Regions from separate parts of the Homo sapiens genome. Here region 1 is linked to region 2. A link is an interaction called in ENCODE POLR2A ChIA-PET data of the cell type or tissue named here. Cell type or tissue: PC-9. All regions are shown on one strand.

What was found. Peaks named below come from ENCODE experiments on the same cell type or tissue, not always from the same donor. Only the 100,000 strongest peaks of a DNase experiment are listed, where the experiment ranks them.
Region 1: POLR2A ChIA-PET joins it to region 2 with 12 read pairs; 12 of 35 experiments call an interaction of 5 or more read pairs at or near these places.

What each region holds. Positions count from the first base shown.
Region 1 is chr17:72,546,661-72,550,660 of GRCh38, reverse strand. All of the region lies in intron 1 of LINC00673 (long intergenic non-protein coding RNA 673), which reads left to right. Among named protein-coding and RNA genes, the nearest start is that of LINC00673, 44 kb to the left of the region's middle. In PC-9, no CTCF peak of the experiment used is centred here; no DNase peak of the experiment used is centred here.
Region 2 is chr17:72,714,221-72,718,220 of GRCh38, reverse strand. All of the region lies in intron 7 of SLC39A11 (solute carrier family 39 member 11), which reads left to right. Among named protein-coding and RNA genes, the nearest start is that of LINC00511, 76 kb to the right of the region's middle. In PC-9, no CTCF peak of the experiment used is centred here; DNase peaks (open chromatin) are centred at 370 and 1,860; H3K4me3 peaks cover 1,507 bases; H3K27ac peaks cover 2,758 bases.

The sequences.
Region 1 (4,000 bases), 170 kb after region 2:
ACCTTAGGGATGGATGTCATAGCATCGCATAAGGCCACTTATCCAGGGTGACACATGGACTTCTGGGCTGAGGAGGTTAGGAGAGTGTTTAGGGATGATCAGTCAGGGCTTGGCCGACAGTGGAAATGCCTCAGGGCCTGCTGGACAAAATGGCATGGAGCCACCTCTCAGACGTGAGTAAGGAATTGCCCTCCTTGTCTCAGTGGGACAAGGCTTGAAGCTAATTGGAGGAGGTGGAGAGAAATTTAGAGGGGGTCCTGGTTAGGGTACCCATAAAAATAGAGATGCTTGGGATGTTCTGAGCAAAGGAGCCAGAATGCAGAGAACAGGACCACAGCCCTAGTAGCTAGGGGGGGAGTTTGAGATGCAGCCTGGGGGTGCCCTGCCTAATTTCAGAGACTTAAGGGCCAGTGTCAGTGACAGGGTCAGCAGGGGTGGGTGAGAATCTGCTAGGCCAAGGGGAAGAGTGAGACTTAGAATCTACACAGCCATATGGTAGTTTATGGGGGAAGATTTGGTGTACAAAGTAGATTCTTAGGCTCAGCTTCTGCTTAAGGCTAGGCAGGGATTGGGGGTGGTGTTGGGAGAGCCCTCCATGCTGAGTTATGGTTTTGGCTTTGATGTTGCTGGTTTTAGGAGGCACCAACAAAGCTATGGACAGGAGGATTTGGGAGAGATTTACTTACCCACGGTATGTAAGAGAAGATTGGGGATGAGGAGTGAGGAGAAGGCTGGAGACCAGTTAGAGGCTACCGTAGCAGCGTAGAGAGGCTGAAAATCTAACTAGGGTGGAAGCAGCCAGGCAGGCTGGTCCTAATGTTGGGAGTTGTTCAGATCTGGTGGAGAGGTCATTACTTATAGAGTTATTAATTTATACCCCACCTTAATTGCAAAGAGATTCAAAGCAGTAAGCCATCACTTTAGAATTTAATGTTCTGTTTTCCTTTTTATTTACTCATTCAGCAGCTATTTCAATGCCTGCTGTGTGCCAGGTGCTATTCTTAGTGCTTTACTTGTTGTATGTGTTATCTAATGCTGTGTAACAAATTACTCCTGAACTTACCAACTCACAACAACATTTATTAGCTCACAGTTTCTGTGGAGCAGGGATCTAGATGTGGCTTAGTTGGGGTTGCTGGCCTGGGGTCTCTCCTAAGGCTGCAGTGAAGGTGGTGGCCGGGGCTGCAGTCATCTGAAGGCTCTAGTGGGGCAGGATCCACTTCCAGGCTCACTCAATGGCTGTTGGCTAGGTTTAGTTCCTTGCAGTCTATTGGATTGGGGCCCTAGTTCCTGGTATATGGCCTCTCTATAGGGCAGGTCACCTTGTGGCAGTAGACACCATCAAAGTCAGAGAGAGAGAGAGAGAAAGAAAGAAAGAAAGAAAGAAAGAAAGAAAAGAGGGGCCAGCAAGATGGAAATCACAGCCTTTTATAAGCCAGTCTTGAAAGTGGTAGCTCATCACATTTGTCCTACTCTCTGTGTTACATGTTAATTTCTAGGTCGAGCCCACACTCCAGGGGAGAGGAGTATACAAGGCATGAATGCCAGGAGGTGGTGACCAGTGGGGTCATCTTAGAAGGCTGCCAGTTACATTTGTATTGACTCATTGAATTCTTGCAACAATGTTAAAAGTGGGCAATATTAGCCCCATTTTACAGATGAAGAAACTGAGGTAGAGAGAAGTTGAATCAGCTCTCAAGGCCACAGCACCAATGAGTAGTGGCACTGGGATTCAAACCCAGGCCCCTGGCTCCAGGATTCCACCCTTAGCCATGACCTGAACCCTTGTCTGTAGGCCCTTATAGGTCATACTGTGGACCACCTCACTCCTTGAGGCCAGAGCCAATTGAATAGATGGCTCTTGGTGCCTGCGTTTCTGGAATGCTTTGTAGCCAGACTGGACATTGAAGGTTCACCTTTTGATGGCTTTAAATTTATTTTTATTATTTTATTTTTTTTTTGAGACAGGGTCTTGCTTTGCCTCCCAGGCTGGAGTGCAGTGGTGTAATCATACCTCACTGCAGCCTCGACCTTCCAGGCTTGAGTGATCATCCAGCCTCAGCCTCCCAAAGTGTTGGGATTACAAGTGTGAGCCATTGTGCCTGGCCTGTTTGTTTTTAAATAGGAGTAATTAGTATTTGCCATATAAAAAATGTGGCTTGAGCAAGATGTACTTCCTGAGTGACCCTGGGCAAATTATGTAAGTCATCCATGAAATGGAAAAAATAACACCTATTTCTTGGGGGGGGACTAAATAAAAGCGCTCTCTTCTGAGGCTGTGGTGCTAAAATCCTCTACGTTGGCTCATTGGATCCTCATGTGTAAAGTTACTTAGAATGGACGGTTGTCATAATGAATATGTGGTAAATATTTAATTCCCTTCTAGAGTGATGTGCTGGGCCTTGGGAGGTAGAGAGATGAATCGAAAGGGAATCCTCTGTCTCAGGCTCAGCTTCTGCTGGAGGGGGAGGCAGATATTTTCATGGATTATTACATTCGAAGGGTGATATGGTTTGGCTGTGTCCCCACCCAAATCTCATCTCAAATTGTAGCTCCCATAATTCCCCCGCATTGTGGGAGGGACCCAGTTGGAGATAATTGAATCATGGGGGTGGTTCCCCCATATTGTTCTTATGGTAGTGAATAAGTCTCACAAGATCTGATAGTTTTATAAGGGGAAACCCCTTTCGCTTGGCTCGCATTGTCTTATCTGCCACCCTGTGAGACGTGCCTTTAGCCTTCCACCATGATTGTGAGGCCTCCCCAGCCACGTGGAACTGTGAGTCCATTAAACCTCTTTCTTTTGTAAATTGCCCAGTCTTGGGTGTGTCTTTATCAGCTGCCTGAAAACGGACTAATACAGTGGGTGCGGGTTAAGGCTCAGCTTCACATAAGGAATGGGGAGTACTCAGAGGTAGGAGGGACAAAAATGAAGCCGCCATCCTCAGGACAGTCCCAAATGCAGGGAGATGGCCTGCAGCCTGCGGGGTGCATGGGTGCTCTCTGTCCTGAGAGTCTTGGCCTGAAGAATAAATACGGCTGCAGCCTCTGGGACTTGCAAGGCTTTTGTAGGGCTTGTGGCTTTCCACTTTGTGGAACAGAAGGAGGACATAGGTTGAAAGACCTACCTTCCTTCTATAAAAATCCTGCCTTACGGGTGAGAACCTCATGTTCTTACCCACGAGTGATCTTACCTGGGCAGGGTACAGTGTCCAAGCCCACAACACTTAGGGGCCTATGAAAATGTTTTAATTTCCTTTAAAATTGGAAGAAAAAATAAATATAATAATAAAGAATATATAATAATGTATCCAGCCCGGATTATCATTATATTGTCTTTATACCAACGCAGTCATAAAATATAATTTAAAAATACTTTTATGAAGGCAGGAGCCCAAAAAGAAAAATGTGTGTCCACAAGCATCAAATGTAGTTCTGTGAATGCATCCTAGGCCATGATATAGTTCCAGCAAGTTTAGACATTGACAAATTCCAAAATACCGAGAAAGAATATTCACAGCCTTGGCATCCTCAGGGAGGATCTCGGGGAAGATTTCTCTCTTGGGCTATTTGGGCTGTGACAACAAAGTCCCTGGGTGGTTTATACATAACAGAAATTTATTTCTCGGCTGGGTGCGGTGGCTCACACCTGTAATCCCAGCACTTTGGGAGGCCAAGGCGGGAGGATCACTTGAGGTCAGGAGTTCGAGATCAACCTGGCCAACATGGTGAAACCCCATCTCTACTAAAAATACAAAAATTAGGCATGATGGTGCACACTTGTGGTCCCAGCTACTAGGGAGGCTGAGGTGGGAGGATCACTTGAACCTGGGAGGCAGAAGTTGCAGTGAGCTGAGATTACACCAATGCACTCCAGTCTAGGTGACAGAGCGAGACCCTGTCTCAAGACAAAAAAAAAAAAAAAAAAGGCCGGGTGCAGTGGCTTATGCCTGTAATCCCAGCACTTTGGGAGGCCAAGGCGGGCAGATCGTGCGGTCAA
Region 2 (4,000 bases):
CCGCCTCAGCCTCCCCAAATGCTGAGATTACAGGCATGAGCTGCTGCCCTCAGCCCAGATGCTTCTTTAAAATCAAACCTCATTTGGCTCATTACGAAATGCAAGCCTAGGTAAAAAATCCACAGTGAGGGACAGATAGAGATTTTGTATTCGGTGTTAACTGGAAGCAAATATTTCTGTTAAAGATGGTTTTGAGTGTTGCTCCAGATGAGTGTTACTTTGGTAAGAACCATAACCCTTGCCAGTGCCGCCCAGCAGTGAGATACCGGGGGCAGGAAGGGGGAAAGAAGGGAAAACTCCAGACAGGTGGTACTGAGGTGATCTGGTGGCCTTGCGGTCATGACTCACTTCTCCAGCCTCACCTCCTAGACAGCCGATGTGCAGGGTCACTCCGAGGGAGAGCTACAGAGCAAGAGTGACCTGTCCTGTAAGTTCCAGAATAAGGAGCGATGCTGAAGTCATGCACCCCAGAAAGGTATGGAAGTCTTAATCCCCAGGACCTGTGACTGTAACCTTATTTGGCGGTAGGATCTTTGCAGATGTAATTAGTTAAGATCAGCTCGTACTGGATTAGGGTGGGCCTAAGTCCAACATGACTGGGTACCCTTATAAAACAAGGAGGGATGACACATGCGGAGAGGACAGTGCCCCGTGGCCACACAGGGACACGTGGAGGGAAGACGGCCTTGTGGTAGTGGAGGCAGAGACTAGAGTCATGTGTCTAGAAGCTGGGGAATGCCACCAAGTGCCAGGGCCACCAGAAGCTGGAAGAGCCGAGGGAGGATCCTCCCCTAGAGCCTTCAGGGGGAGCATAGCCCTGCGGACAACTTGATCTTGGACTTCTGGCCTCCAGGGCTGTGAGAACAAATCCCTGTGGTACTTCATCACAGCAGCTGTTAAGAAACCAGGGCATCGGGTCTCCCTACCTCCATCGGCGTCTTCTCTGTCCCTGAGGTCCTCTCTTAGCTTTCTCCACTTCCTCTCACAGTTGGACGCAAAGCCCCAAGGCCACTTTTTTTTCCTCTTTTTAAATTTTTTAAAATTTTTATTTTTATATATATGTATATACATATATATACACATATAAGTATATACATATATACATATATACATACACATATAAGTATATACATATATACATATACTTATATGTGTATATATGTATATATGTGTATATATATTTTATATGTGTATATGTGTGTGTGTGTGTGTGTGTGTGTGTGTGTGTATATATATATATTTTTTTTTTTTTGAGACAGGGTCTCCCTCTGTTTCCCAGGGTGGAGTGCAGTGGCATCGTCTTGGCTCACTGTAACCTCCACCCCCTGAGTTCAAGCAATTCTCATGCCTCAGCCTCCTGAGTAGCTGGGATTACAGGCACCTGCCACCACGCCCAGCTAATTTTTGTATTTTTTGTAGAGATGGGGTTTTACCATGTTGGCCAGGTTGGTCTCAAACTCCTGTCCTCAAGTGATCCGCCCACCTCGATTTCCCAAAGTACTGGGATTACAGGCGTGAGCCACCACACCGGGCTCTGAGGCCACTTTTTCATCCATATTCTTCTCTGTGCCTCTGCATGTGTGTTCCCCATCCCTTTGGTAACTTCTATTTTTTATTTCAGGAGTGGGTTAAAGTTTCCGATTTTTTTTTTCCTTATACTCTCTCAGTTCAGTCTGGACCAACTTGGAGAAGAGCGGCGGCTTTCCCTCCCTTTTTCTGTGGCCGCCTTCAGACGCTGGCCCATGGGAGAGTCAGGGCTGTCCCCCGTATTGGAGCTATTAAACTGTCGTAAGAAAGGGGCCTTTGTCACGGGAAACACGTTACTCAGCTCAGTCATAGAGACAGACTGTGCCAGAAAACAAACAACAAAAAAAAAAAGGTTCAACCACAGCATTCTTTGGGACTTCAGTCATCCGCCTCCCGCTTGTTCTTAAAAGACGAATTTCCTTTCTTCCGTGTAATTCCATCAGATAGGTCGTCAGGTTTTCATTCTGTCCAGAATGGAGTGCTGGGGGCCCTACCCTGCCATCTGCCAGGGGCCTCTGCCCAACACCCCGCTTGTATGACCTCATGCCTGCAGGTTGGGAATGCAGGGGGGCTCCCTTGGGCCTTTTTGGGGTGGGTCAGGGAGGGTGCGAGGAGAACGAGGGCGGGAGTTAGGTATTTTTTCACACTTACCATGACCTGTCTGTGCACTTAAAAATTGATCAAGATGGTACATTTTGGCCGGGCACGGTGGCTCACGTCTGTAATCCCAACACTTTGGGAGGCTGAAGCGGGCGGATCACTTGAAGTCAAGAGTTCGAGTCCAGCCTGGCCAACATGGTGAAACCACGTCTCTACTCAAAATACAAAAATTACAGGTGGCACATGCCTGTAATCCCAGCTACTCAGGAGGCTGAGGCACGAGAATCGCTTGAACCCGGGTGGCGGAGGCTGCAGGGAGCCAAGATCACAGCACTGTACTCCAGCCTGGGTGACAGAGCGAGACTCCACCAAAAATCAAAAATAAAAAAAGATGGTACATGGTATGTTATGTATACATTAATCATTAGGCACTAACTCCCCATTCCTTATCTCCCCCCAGCCCCTGGCAACTGCCATTTTCTTTCTGTCTCTATGAATGTGACTCCTCTAGGGACCTCATAGAAGTGGCATCACACAGTATTTGTCCCTTTGTGTCCGTCCTATTTCACTTAGCATAATGTCCTCAGGGGTCATCATGTTGTAACGTGTCATAATTTTCTTCCTTTGAAGGCTGAACAATATTAGGTTGCACGGATGCATCATTTTGTTTGTTCATTCGTCTGTCCATGAACACTTGGGCTGTTTCACCATTTAGCTCTTGTGAATAGTGCTGCTTGTGAACATGAATGTAAGAATATCTCTTCAAGACCCCACTTGAGGTTCTTTGGGGTATATGGCCAGAAGAGGCATTGCTAAATCATTCGGTAATTTGATTTTTAATTTTTTGAAGAACTTAGTCATGGTGCATCTTATCTGCCTTGTAACATCGTGCCCTTGGGCAGAGGGGTACTTCCTGGAGGAGAGAGCCTCTCGCGGGCTCCCGGGGCCCCTTTCGTGGCTGGGTGCATGAGATGTATGCAGCCAACCCTTACCTCCTCCTGAGTGCAGACCCTGGGATGCTGCACTGGTCGCACACCCGTGGAGTTGGCCCTGAGTGAGAATAGACATCACGAGAGGAAAAATTGTGAGCGTGAAGGGGCTACATGGATGCAAGATGCGAGGTGAAGTGGTTTTGAATATGTACGTGTAAAGATCCTTGATTCCATGCTTTTCCACCAACTGCTGTTTAAACAAATGAACCTCTCACTATTAGCTTCACAAGTACGGCCACGTTCCTTCTTCAGCCAGGCAGGTGAAACACTCCATGAACCCAGATCTGAAACAGGGCAGTCCACAGGAGGTGAACAGCTGCAGACCATGTCATCCGCCTTCCTGACAGGTTTGGGGACAGCCCCATAATCACAAAAAGGTGGTGTTCTCTGGTCTTTACCAAGGAGGCTCAACACAGACACGGTGTGCAAACTCAAGCTCTTTCTCCTTGTTAAGGATCAGGTTCCTCATCTGTAAATGGGATTTCCTGAAGGGGTAAATGAAAGTGGAAGGAAAGCCCTTGGGTGGTACTGGTTGCGTAGCAGGCACTCAGCAGGAGGTGGATGTTGACACTGTCAGCAGCAGGGTTATGAACTTGGCTGCTGCGCTTCTTACCTGCTTCCTTCCTTTTTTGGCGACCCATTATTGAACAGTATTAGCCTGGTGCAAAAGTAATTGCAGTTTTTGCCATTTCATTGGCAAAAACCGCAATTATTATTATTTTTATTAATTTTTTTTTTGAGAGAGAGAGAAAGAGCCTTACTCTGTTACCCAGGCTGGAGTGCAGTGGCGTGATCTCAGCTCACTGCAACCTCCGCCTCCCAGGTTCAAGCGATCCTCCCGCCTCAGCCTCCCAAGTAGCTGGGAGTACAGGTGCGCACCA